2 separate regions of the Homo sapiens genome follow, and region 2 is linked to region 1. A link is a contact called in ENCODE Hi-C or POLR2A ChIA-PET data. All regions are on one chromosome and are shown on one strand. Each heading gives the region's core, a stretch centred on a gene start or an enhancer-like site at or near the end of the contact. The rest is flanking DNA. Distances are from core to core; before and after follow the strand shown. Region 1 holds the start of CCNF (cyclin F). Region 2 overlaps TBC1D24 (TBC1 domain family member 24).

What was found. Hi-C counts contacts between places; a loop is a spot of excess contacts on that map. ChIA-PET counts read pairs that join two places held with the same protein, here RNA polymerase II (POLR2A). Pooled maps may share reads with other maps.
Region 2: a map of CD8-positive, alpha-beta T cell shows a loop between it and region 1 (14-fold over the local background). The contact joins the enhancer-like site here to the promoter of CCNF in region 1. A Hi-C loop is called at or near these places in 39 of 168 maps with a recorded cell type or tissue (B cell, CD14-positive monocyte, CD4-positive, alpha-beta T cell and 23 more), 28 of 37 single-sample maps with no recorded cell type and 32 of 50 pooled maps. POLR2A ChIA-PET finds 5 or more read pairs at or near these places in 16 of 52 experiments (A549, CD4-positive, alpha-beta memory T cell, Caco-2 and 13 more).

Annotation. Positions count from the first base shown.
Region 1 is chr16:2,425,213-2,431,356 of GRCh38, reverse strand. CCNF (cyclin F) reads right to left here and starts at 1,910. Exons shown (of 17, transcript NM_001761.3): 1 at 1,860-1,910; 2 at 73-227. The coding sequence starts at 1,875. It also overlaps the pseudogene ABCA17P. RefSeq lists silencers at 1,535-1,584, 1,595-2,444 and enhancers at 2,655-2,834, 2,270-2,849.
Region 2 is chr16:2,483,768-2,489,144 of GRCh38, reverse strand. The region is part of intron 1 of TBC1D24 (TBC1 domain family member 24); the gene reads right to left. Among named protein-coding and RNA genes, the nearest start is that of TBC1D24, 11 kb to the right of the region's middle. RefSeq lists an enhancer at 5,272-5,377. Within about 2 kb of position 1,909, at least 13 of the 41 ENCODE cell types and tissues checked have a DNase peak (open chromatin) inside an H3K27ac peak, as active enhancers do; they include B cell, CD14-positive monocyte, CD8-positive, alpha-beta T cell and 5 more, where a contact is called at or near this core.

The DNA of each region.
Region 1 (6,144 bases), core at 661-3,160:
AGTTAAGAACACAAGGCCTGATGGTATAATCAACAATGCTAGGGCTCATAGTGTTTTCATGCAGGGACTTACAGCTCGGACGGCCAGGATGTCCTCTACAGAAAGCCATTTCAGGATGTGAAAGAGCACATCTTCGGGGAGACTCAAGATGGTCAGGTTTCGGGGCCTCCTCCTTATTCTTCGCTTTGTAGGATAACAGAAACACTTGGCACACCTACAGTGGACCACTGAAGGAAAAAAAGACAGAAGCCTTGATAAGATGAAAAATTATTCTATATACACACCCTTGAAGGGAAAAAAAAAGGATAAAAGTTACATCTGAAGATGATCTAATGGTTACTATTCCCTGTGCCACAAAAGATGGAACTATGCTTCTTGTCCCAAACAAAGATTATGTAAAGGAGTGGCATTGCACAAATTACAGAAGAGATCATTCATTTTCAAATATTCAACAAATATTTATGGCAAATAGCGCATGTCATGTAACTTGGCTATTGGGAAACTTTCTGATCCAGAGCCCACATGACAGGCAGGAAGGGGAAAAAGCTGCCGAAGCTGAGGACGGTTTTCCTTCTATTTCACTCTCAGGAAAACTCCTGGGGCCTTTGCTGGATAGCTTTGCTTTTTGCACACGTGACCAAGGTGCATAATGTTCAATAAAGATCTGTGGGCTTGAAGAGTCTGGTTTTCAAGTCCAAATTAGAAGGGTCGGCCCTGGAGAGAAGCCACAGACTTGGAGGCCGGGGCAGTGTGCGTCCAAGTCTCAGCTCTGCAGAGTCTCAGTGTGCCCTCTATTGTAGAATGCGGAGTTGACAGCTACGCAGTAAGGTTGTTGCTCAGGTCCCAACACAAACCTAGACCTGTAGGTTTGTGTACAGATGCAATCATTAAAGGTGAGACGGGCATTCCACCCACCAGGCAGGCAGCCCGGACATGCTTCTCAGATGTGCTCTCTCCTCTTCCCACAGCCGGATTTTCCAACTCCTACTCCAGCAACCCCTTCCTCACTCTAAGCAGATGACCTTAGCCCTTATTTCACAGGGAAACAGAAGCCCTCAGACAGGAACCTCAGGATCCTGCCTCCCCATCTACAAATCTACCTTTCTATCCATCCTTCCTTCCAGTCCTGAAAGGAAGCGCCACTCCCCTCTGTGGGCCCAAATCCCTCCCCGCCTTGCTAGGACTTCCTAGCGATTGCTCCCGGCTCCCCTCTCTTGACCGGGGTCTTCCTGTTAGCAATTAAATCAGCTGCAAAAGCCAAACGTATTCCAGGGCGACGAATTCTCAAAGATTCTATAGACCTCTCCATAAAATATTCCTCATTCTCCGGCTCCAGGACAGATACTATGATAATAGCTGAAACCACAGTTCGTGTTTCCTGTGCCTCAACGCGCGCGGGGCCGAACGCTGCTTTCCACAGAGCTAGGTCCACGGCCCCGCTGGACTGAGGCTCGGTCAGGGCCCGGCCGGGCTGCGGGATCGCTTCGCCCCCACGCGCTCCGCAGCCCTTTCCCCGACCAGGAGGCGCTGGTGTTTGGCTCCCCGAGACCCGATCGCCGCCCCGGGACCCGATCGCCGGATCGCTGCCCCGGGACCCGATCGTTGCCCCAGGAAAGGGCCGGAAAACGTCGCCGCGGGGGAAGGCTCCGAGGGGCTCGGGCGCCCGCCGGGCATTTAAACCGCGCGCCCGGCCGCCGGGGCTCCCTGCGCGGGACGCGACATCCGCCCCGGGTTAAAGAGCTCGAGCCAGCCCTCTTCAGGCCGCCAGGGCCTCCCCTCCCGCGGGACCCACCGTCCGCCCCGCAGGGCAGGCAGAAGGGGTGTGGGGCAGAAACCAGCGGACATCGCCCCGCACTCACCGCCGCCGCTCCCCATCGCCGCGCTCGCGTCGCTGCCGCCGGAGCCCGCCTGAGAGCGCGCCCGCGCCCCGGCCGGAGCGCGCGTAGCCCTCGCGCAGGCGCAGACCCCGCCCCGCCGCCCACCCCAGTTTTCAAACGCACCCGGCCCTCCCATTGGCCTGCCCGGGGGGGCCGCCGCCGGCCCCGCCCATGTCCCGCCCTGTGCTCGCCTCATTTACCGCCCTCCACGCCCTCCCCGCCTGCTCCGGGACCCGCCATTGGCCGCGCCAGGACGCGAATTCGAACATTGGCCGCTGATTGGTGGAACCCGCGTGGCCGCCCCGCCTCCCCAACGGGGCTGGGGTCCCGTAGGAGCGCTTCCCGGCCGGCGGGCAGGGGTTTGTGGGCGTCCCCTCCCGGCCGCATGGGTTCGGGCTTCGCCGCTGACCCCGGCGACCGGCATCTGCGGTGCCAGATGGGCTGCGAAGGCGCACGCCTGCGGCCAGGGGAAAGAGGACTCCTTGGCGTCCCTCGCAGTCGCGGCCGTGATCCAGCCTGGGACAGCCTCGACGTGGCGCTTCTAAGACGAGGCCGTGCCCTGCCCGGGTCCCGGGGTCGCTCCTGGGCCCGCGACCCTCACCCCCAGCTTGCACGGCCTTCCCTTCCGCCGCCTGCTTCAGGTGGAGACCCTTGGGTTTGTGGCTGAGCCGCTGCTGGGCGGGGATGCTGGCCGGGATCGTGGTAGAGAAAGAGGAGGTCGGAGCTGACGCTGGGAAGTCTCCCCCGCGGAACGCTGACCCCTTCTTCCCGCGAAACGTGGCGCACCCTGGACGCCTCAGTGCTCCAGCCCCGGGGCAAGCCCTCCCCATCACTTTGGCCAGATGCTGCCCCCTGTCTGGCCTCCTCGGCTGCTACCTGGAGCTGCTCGCCGCGGGAAGTGTCGTATCTGCTCACTCTTGTCTTGGGCAGTGCCCATCTGAGCTGTCCTTCAGGAGTCAGCCACACCGCACCCCTTTTACGGCACAGGCTGTCAAGGGGAAGACTCGCAGCCTCCTGACTGTCTGGTGGAGGACAGAGGGGGCTTTTCCTGGGGAAGGCAGGGGCCTGGGCCAAGGCTGCCCACCCCTCCCTCACGCTTCCCTCAGTCTGCACCCTTCCATCCTTCCGGGTCCCCATAGAACTCCTTCAAGTACTGGGCCTGCCCTGGGCACACAGACAGGAGCCCTGGCGTGCAGGCTTCAGCCGGCCTGGGGCAAGAGACAGAGTAAACAGGTGATCACAGCACAGGGTACAGAAGAGTCCGTGGCCCCAGAGAGGGTCTGGAAGTTGGGAATATTCCCTGTCCCGGAATCAGGAAGCGGGTGAAGGAGGGTGAAGAGAGGACAGGCTGAGCGAGTTTGGGGCCTGCTCCCCAGATGTCCCATGTTCTCAGCCCCCAGATTTATTATCCCCTTATCTCACTTTTGTCCTCCTGGGTTACTGTTTCCTACTTTGTCACTGTTACCTGTCTCCCCCTAGGGCAGAGGTGCACTTTCAGGGTTAGCTTCCATAGCATCTTGAAGGGATTAATCAACTAGAGCCAGCCATGAGCACATTAGCCACACCAGCTGCCTCTAGAATCTAGAACAGCATCCTTGGTCCCTAGGTTGTTGTTTAGCTCTATCCTGTGCTTTGTGTCCTGATCACTCTCCTTTCAACATGGACAGGCAAATTTCTTTTTCAGGGAGCAGGAGTTGTCTTGACTGCAGCCATGCCTGCTCTCGCCCCACACCCTGCACTGGCAGTGGGAGCCTCCAGGGCTGCCCTGGGGTGATAAGTGGCTCCTCCAGGGTGTGGGCCCGTTTCCCACTGGGCTTCAGGAAGGTGAGACCTTGTTGGAAAAGTCTAAACTGTTAGGAGCTCAGGGAAATTCCTGGTGGAATGAGGTGTCGGTTGAAAACGTTATGGGTAGTGAGGGGCAGGGGAGAGAAGGGAAAGTGAAGTAGCTTGGGAGCCTGAGAAATCCCACATTCAGAGAAGAAGATGGGCCTTCAGTGGAGGCAGAGAGGGGCATGGGAGGAATGAGAGCTGGATATGGGAGCCCAGGGAGTGGCTTTCATCACAGGGAGCAGTCACCTGAAACGAGGACTGAGGAGGGTGGGTTGGCGACCATGGGTGTGCAACGCCGTTGTTCTGGGCAAGGGGTGCAGGAACCATAGGCAAGGCCTGTGCATGACCCTTTCCTGAGTCCTGGCTGAGAAGGGGCAGAGACCAGCATCTGCACTTCCCAGAGAGGAGCTGAGGGGCCTGTGGCAAGGGGCAGAGTGAACTCCACAGAGAGAGAAAGGCCACGGGATGGAGCCCGTCTCAGAAGAGAGGTGAGTGTACATGACAAAGGCATGTGGCCACATCCATCTGCATCTGGACAGTGTGATGGTCTGGCGCCCATGGGGCCTCTGCTCAGTGGTTCTCATGCTGGAGCTGCGCCAGAGTACCTGCTGTAGGGCTTCTTGCAACATGGATTGCTGGCCCTGCCCCAGGCATTTCTGATTCAGTAAGTTTTGGGTGGGGCCCAAGAACCTACATTTCTAACAAGTTTCCTGATGGTGCTGCTACTGCTGGGACCCCACTGCGAGAACCTCTGCCCCAGTGCAACCCTGGCTCCCCTGTCTGTTGATGTGGGAAGTTACTGGCTGCCTCTAAGCCAGTCTACCCATGTGGGAGGTGGGGCGCTGTCCACTTCATGGGTGGATATAGGATCACATGCAGCCCTAAATTTGCAGGAGCCAGGGAAGAGGATGAAAGCCCACACATCCAAATATTTAAATATTGTGACATCCCGACTTAGGCTAGCAAACTTGTCAATATTTATTTCCTCCTTCCTTCAGAAGAACAGTGACATTACCACCTGTGAGGCCAGGTGTGAGTTTAGAATCATGGTCTCCATGAAGCTTCACTCTTGCATGTGACCATGGGAGCCAGCCCCCAGCGGCCTACGGGCACCCTCCTCTCTGTTTCTGGCTCTATCCTGCTTTCCAAGGGATCTGCACACATGTGTGGAAACCTCCACGCACCCATCCAAACTCTACCCGAAGTTCTGCAGAGCCACTGCTTTGCTGCATCTCGCATCTCAGGGTGCGTTGGGCGGCATGGCCTGCCCTGGGAGGGAGTGCACTGGATGGACAAACCATCTGGGCAGGGGATTCTAGAGAAGGAAGAGCGCAAGCTTTGGGTGAGCATTTCCCTCTGCCCTGCAGACTTCTTGCCCATGAGCAAGGGGATGACCAGGACAGACCCCTTAAGGCCGGGCCTGAGGGTGATGTGATCAAATGACGCAATGCCTGCAGGGGACCAACCACAGAGTTGGCACCTGGTCGGGTCATGGTTAGTACTGTAGTCACCCCATGGCCACCGCCCTTGGAAAGGACATGCAAGATGTTCTGAGGCTGCTTCCACAGCCAGGTCTCAATAAGACCACAGGCTACTCAGGTGGGACTTGGGCATCCCTTTCTAAGGAAACGCACCTGGGTTCTCCAGCGGGCCTCTTAAGTTCTCCAGTGGGCCCCACTCTGCTCCGTGCACTGCAGTTAGGGGGACAGCCCTGTGCTGAGCTAGCTAGGTCGAGAGCTGCCTCTGTACGCCCTGGAAACCCAGGGAAGGCCATGCACACCTGGGCCAACCTGGCACTGGTCTGTCCTTATTACAGCAGGACAGGCTCTGAGGGAGGAGGCAGGGAGGGAGGCCGAGAGAAAAGCTGAGAGGGAGGCAGGGAGGGAGACTGAGAGGAAAGCCGAGAGGGAGGCAGGGAAGGAGGCAGCGAGCACGATGAGGAGCCCACCTGCTCTGCTTGCTCTCGTTGGTCTTCGCTTTGGACCAGGGGCACAGGGCATGCGAAGCTCAGGAAGACGTCCTCCATGGTGACCTGACTGCTGAGTAGTTGTCCAGCATGTACTTCTTGGCTTGCTCCAGAGTGCCAAACACCTGAGGGGAGGGAAGAGGCTGCTGTGGCCAGGCTGTCCCACAGATGCACACGGGGGAGGAGAGAGGGTGGGAAGGGCTGGCCTCCGGGACTGTGACAAGGCCCCAAAGAGGCCCATCCCTCTCTCAGCTGCTCCAGAACACCTCCTGAGAAGTCAGTGCTATGGATCTCAGCTGTCTGTGCTCTTGGGTGGGAGTGGTGTCAGAAGGCCAGAGGCCTGGTGGGGTCCCTGGCTTGCTGTGTGTCCCCAGGCATCTGGTGTTCCCTCTCTGGGCCTGCTCTCCTCTCCATGAAATAAGTGGGCAGGAGGAGCCAATCTTCAAAGTCCCTTCCAGCAGAAACACCTTC
Region 2 (5,377 bases), core at 660-3,159, 58 kb before region 1:
CATTCATTTTGAGACAGGGTCTCACTCTGTTCCTGCTCCAAAGCAAATATTTCTTTCTTGTTTTTTTTTTTTTTTGAGAAGGAGTCTCACTCTGTCACCCAAGCTGGAATACAGTGGCACGATCTCGGCACACTGCAACCTCTGCCTCCCGGGTTCAAGTGATTCTTCTGCCTCAGCCTCCCAAGTAGCTGGGACTACAGGCACGCGCCACCACGCTCAGCTAATTTTTTTTTTTTTTTTGTATTTTTAGTAGAGACGGGGTTTCACCGTGTTAGCCAGGATGGTCTCGATCTCCTGACCTCGTGATCCACCCGCCTCGGCCTCCCAAAGTGCTGGGATTACAGGCGTGAGCCACCGCGCCCGGCCAAATATTTCAAAAAAAAAAAAAAAAAGCAGCCAGGTGCGGTGGCTCACACCTGTAATCCTGGCTAACATGGTGAAACCCCATTTCTACTAAATCCAAAAATTAGCTAGGTGTGGTGGCGGGCGCCTGTAGTCCCACCTACTCAGGAGGCTAAGGCAGGAGAGTAGTGTGAACCCGGGAGGCAGAGCTTCCAGTGAGCCGAGATTGCACCACTGCACACTGCACTCCAGCCTGGCGACAGAGCGAGACTCCATCCCACAAAAAAAAAAAAAAAAAAAAAAAAAAAAGCTATGTGCGAATGAGTAATGAGTATAAGCGATTTCTATTTCCCCAAAATGTTATCTTGATATGTCATCTGACGCATGTGACCACCGTGCCCTCTGGCCACAGGGCACAGTTCTGGCTCTACCACATGTGAGGAGGGGCCCTTTAAATGGCTACAGGCTTGCAGACCCCCACCCCGCCACAGCCCCAGCAGCCTTCCCAGGGAGGGCAGTTCCTGCCAGTTGACCAGTGTTCAGCCAGGAACACCCAACAGCAGCCTATGTCCTCACTCCATGGGAGCTCCAAGAAACCCCCAAATCCGTCCCTGGCAGCAAACCCCCTGAAGGCGCCCACAGGAAGAGGAAGGCGGCCAGGGCTGGGAGGCGGGCCGTCTGTCAAGAGTGTGGCACCCTGAGCTAATTTCTAGCCAGGAGGCAGGTGGGAGGTAGCATGGATGTGGGAGGAAGTAGATCCTCACTGGAGAACGGGGCAGGAGGGGCCCCAGCGGGGCAGCTGGCCCCTTCGCTCCAGCAGACAAGCAGCTCACCCCAGCCTCGGGGCGGAACACAACCCCACAGCTGCTGGCTGCTGTTGCTGCTCCATCTCCCTTCATCCTGGGACAGCGAGGACCTCCGAGAGAGGCTCCAGAGGGTCCCTGAGCACAGGCAGGACCCACGCAGGTCTGGGACTTCAGGGCACTCGGCCACTTCTAGTACCAGGGCCCTCCCACGAGTCCTGGAGACACAGGCCACCCCGGCAAGGCTGCCACTAGTAACACCACCTGCCATCCCCAAACACCAAACTCCAACACCAAACTCCAGCACCAAACTCCAGCACCAAACTCCAGCACCAAACTCCAGCACCAAACTCCAACACCAAACTCCAACACCAAACTCCAGCACAAAACTCCAGCACCAAACTCCAGGCCTGACAGCCTGAGTCACGAGGCCTCTGCACGTCTCGCTTCTTCAGAGGGGAATGTGATTTTCCCAAACAACCGGATTTGAAAACAAACTCTCTTTCATGTACAAAGACAGAACACACATTTAGCCTCATTGATGACATTTTAACACGGCCAACACCAACCCCGACACCGTGCCTCCCTTCCTGGGGACCGCTCCTGTCCCAGGTCACAGCAAACGTGAGGAGGCAGCATACGACCGCGGCTCCCTCGTCCTGCAGTTAGTCACATGACAGACCTCCACTGAGGTGCCGCCTCTGTGCCAGGGAGAGGCGGCTTGAGAGAAGGCTGTCAACCACGGCAGCTGGGGAAGTGCTAGGGGAACCCCACGGGCAGGGCTGTGCCTGCTGCTGTGGAAGGGGCGGAAAGGTGTGGAGGCAGCCTGTGGGTGGGGACGGTGCCCCTCAGATGTGGAGGCAAGAGTGGGCGAAGGCGAGCTGGGCGGCCCTGGCAGTGCTGAGGGGCTGGGATGCGCTAAGAGGCGGGTGTCCCCACACGGGGTAGGAGGAAAGTCTAGGCAGGTGACCCGATCAGATCTGCGTTTACAAAAATCCCCCTGGTGGCCCTGGAGGAGGAAGGGTTGGGACAGAGAAGCCAGGGAGAAAGGAAGGCAGAGTCTAGACCGGGAGGGTGGAGAAGATGAGGGGACCCCCAGAGATGGCTCAGGGTTGGATCCCACAGGACCGTGGCCTGACAGTGGCAGTCAGAGCCCAGGCCACTTGGGGATGCTGGAGGCGGGGGCGAGCGACAAACAGAGAATTCCAGCCCAGGGAAGCTCCACTGTGAAGTTTTCAAAGCCAGTTTCGATACAGATGCTTCTTAGGCAAATGCCAGAGCAGCTCAGGCTGGAGGTAGAGCCCTGGGGATGAGGCCCACAGCACAGAAGGCACTCCCACACACTCCCAGATGCCACCAAGGGGCCAACTGCAGCCCCCTGGGCAAGAGGCAGCCCTGTCCCAACGTAGGTCAGTGTTCGCTAGGACTCCAGGTTGAAGAGCTGGGGTTGCAGGCCTGGGCCCCATCCTGCCCTGGCCTGACCACCACACACATCCTGGCCACAAGAACAGCCCCCGTCCCAGCAGCTGACAAGCTATCAAGGACGCGGGGTTCTGTGTGGCTGGACCTCAGTCACGGGCCACAGAACAGGGCATGGGCGTCAGCTGCCGCTCGTCTCACTTCTTCCCATCTGGTCTGAGCAATCCCTCACCATTTCCTGGGAGTGGGACCGGGAATGAAGAGGAAGAGGAAATGAGGCCGGGCCCCATGGGTGGGGAACGCCAACGCCCGCAGCTAGGGACCACAGGAAGGAGGTGCTGTGGCCCCTGCGGGCTTCACGTGATAGGAGATGCAGGCTCCTCTCAGTGGGCTCCCCTGGCGGGATCCAAAACAATCTCGCTCCCCACGGAAGCCCCTGGACCTTGCCAAGTGCTGCGGGGATACAGAGGAAACCTGGTGGTGGGCTAGGGAGACCGGCAGGCCCCACCCGCTCCTGAGCACCGACCCCACCCGCCAGGCAGGGGAGGGCAGCACAGGCATTCCAGCCCGGGCGCGAGATCCGCAAGATCCAGGGATGAGAGCTTTGTTGCCTGCCAGGGAAGCTCGGAGTGCCCGGAAACCCTGGGGCACAGGCAGCAGCGGGCCAGGTGGGAATGGTAGGGACGGTGTGGGGGTGGCTGAGAGGGCCTGGAAGCGTGTCTGGACTCTTTGGAAAAACTCTCATACCACGTTTTCCTCTGCTCTGACGCCAGCACCGCAATCGGCACAGGATCTGCGACCCAGAAGATGCGGGGGTTTCTCCCGGCAGCAAGCAATCCATTCTGCAGCGGGCGCCCGCAGGGTGTCCTCCAATTCAATCCCGACACCGGGAGACATCTACCTGGAGATAGCTCAGATCCCACAAGCCCCCCACGTCTCCAGACACCAGTCAGAAGTCCAGGCCTCTGGAACTTCTCAGCAACCAACTTCAAGTTGGGGTTCCCACAACCCCTGCTTTGGGTTCAATGAATTTGCTGGAGCAGCTCACAGAACTCAGGGAAACACTTACATTCACTAGTTTATTATAAAGGTTGTTACAAAGGACACAGATGAAGAGACCTTTAGGGTGAGGTACGGGAGAGGGACACGGTGCTGCCCTCCAGGCACTCCCTCCTATTCAGCTGTCCAGAAGCTCTCCAAGTCCTGTCTTCTAGGGTTGACATGGAGCCCTTGTTAAGTAGGCATAACTGATTACCCCACTGGCAATCAACTTGACCTTCCACCTCTGGACCTCTCCCCTCCCCGCGGTTGGGGGTGGGGCTGAAAGTTCTAACCCGCTAATCCTGCCTTGGTCTTTCCAGTGACCAGCGCCACCCGGAAGCTATCAGTCAACACCAGCGCACAGAAAGAGCACCACGGAGATTCTGAGGATTTCAGGAGTTGTATGTCACTAAACAAGGACAAAGACCAAATAGATATTTCACAACATCACAGAGGTGCTGGGAGAGTAGGTGGAGGGAGGCTGGAAGAACACACTAGATGGGGCAGGGACTGGGGCCTAAAAGCAGACCTGGAGCGGGGTGTGGATGGCAGGCATGAGGGGAGAGGTGGCCCCAGCATTCAGCCCCAGGGAGGGGATGACGCCTCCTCCGGCTGGGGGACCTTCCTTGCAAGTCCACGCCAAGTCTGATTTCTTCATGAGGGGCCCAGGCCTCCCACCTACGTGCTGGGAAAGGCCAGGGAACACCTCATCCTGTCCTCCAAGAGTCTGCTGGATGCCTCAGAGACACAAATAAATCCCAGGCAGAGGCCCAAAGTGCAGACACTCCTCCTGCCATATAGCCCCACCGCCCTAGGCCTCAGCCCTGGAACAATGGAGCTGGCACAGTGGACCACGACGGAAGAGAGCCACTGGACTTGTCTGTGCACTCAGGTGTACCCGTTCTTTCTGGAACCTTCTCCTGAGTGCCTCCTAGGTGCCTGGCACTGAGCTAGGAAGAGCTGAGAGAGAAATCGGTCACCTGACAGTGAGGTCAGAAAGTGGCTTTGTAGACATGTGTAGAAGCAGAGAGGCCCCGGGGTGGTCGCATGCCCCAGGGAGCTGGATGGGTTCCGGAAGCCCTTCTAGAAGGCGGTTACAGCGTGCTGGGGTTGGCAGGGCAGACTGGGCGTTGGGGTGGCAGGGGGAGGATCTGCACTCAGCAGCAGGGAAATACAAGACTTGCTCTAAGCAGTGGGGGTGGGGAACTGGGTAACAAGGCCTGCTCACCACTCCATCCCGATAGTGACAGGGCACCACCAGAGTACTGGGGTGGAGAGGTGAGATCAAGCTTTTATTCCAGAAAGATCTGTGGTGTGGCAGCCTGGAGGGCATGTGCAGAGGCCACAGCCATCAGAAACATCCACTGGGGGTGGTGAGGTGGGGAGGGGAGGACGGGAGGCTGAGAGGAGAATGACCACCAGGGGTCTGCTGCATGTAGGGTGGCCACCCCCTGGTCCTCCCATGCAGAATGTCAGGGGTGGGAGATGCCTGCACAGGCACATTTTGAGAATGCTCCTCTGGCGATCCCATTCCCCTGACCTGTGCCCCCACTGCCTGGTGAGACCCTCAGCTATAGGACCATGTCTGACCGGGGCTGGATGGTGACAGTGTCACTAACCACGGTGAGCACAGCCGCTGGTCTTCCCCCACACCTCCTTACCTTGCTATCTGCCTTTTACCCCCGGCCCCTGCTCCCAGCCTGCCTTCTTGCTCTGGAAATTGTCTACAGCAAACACACCACTCCCAAGTCTTCATCCTCTCCCGAACGTAC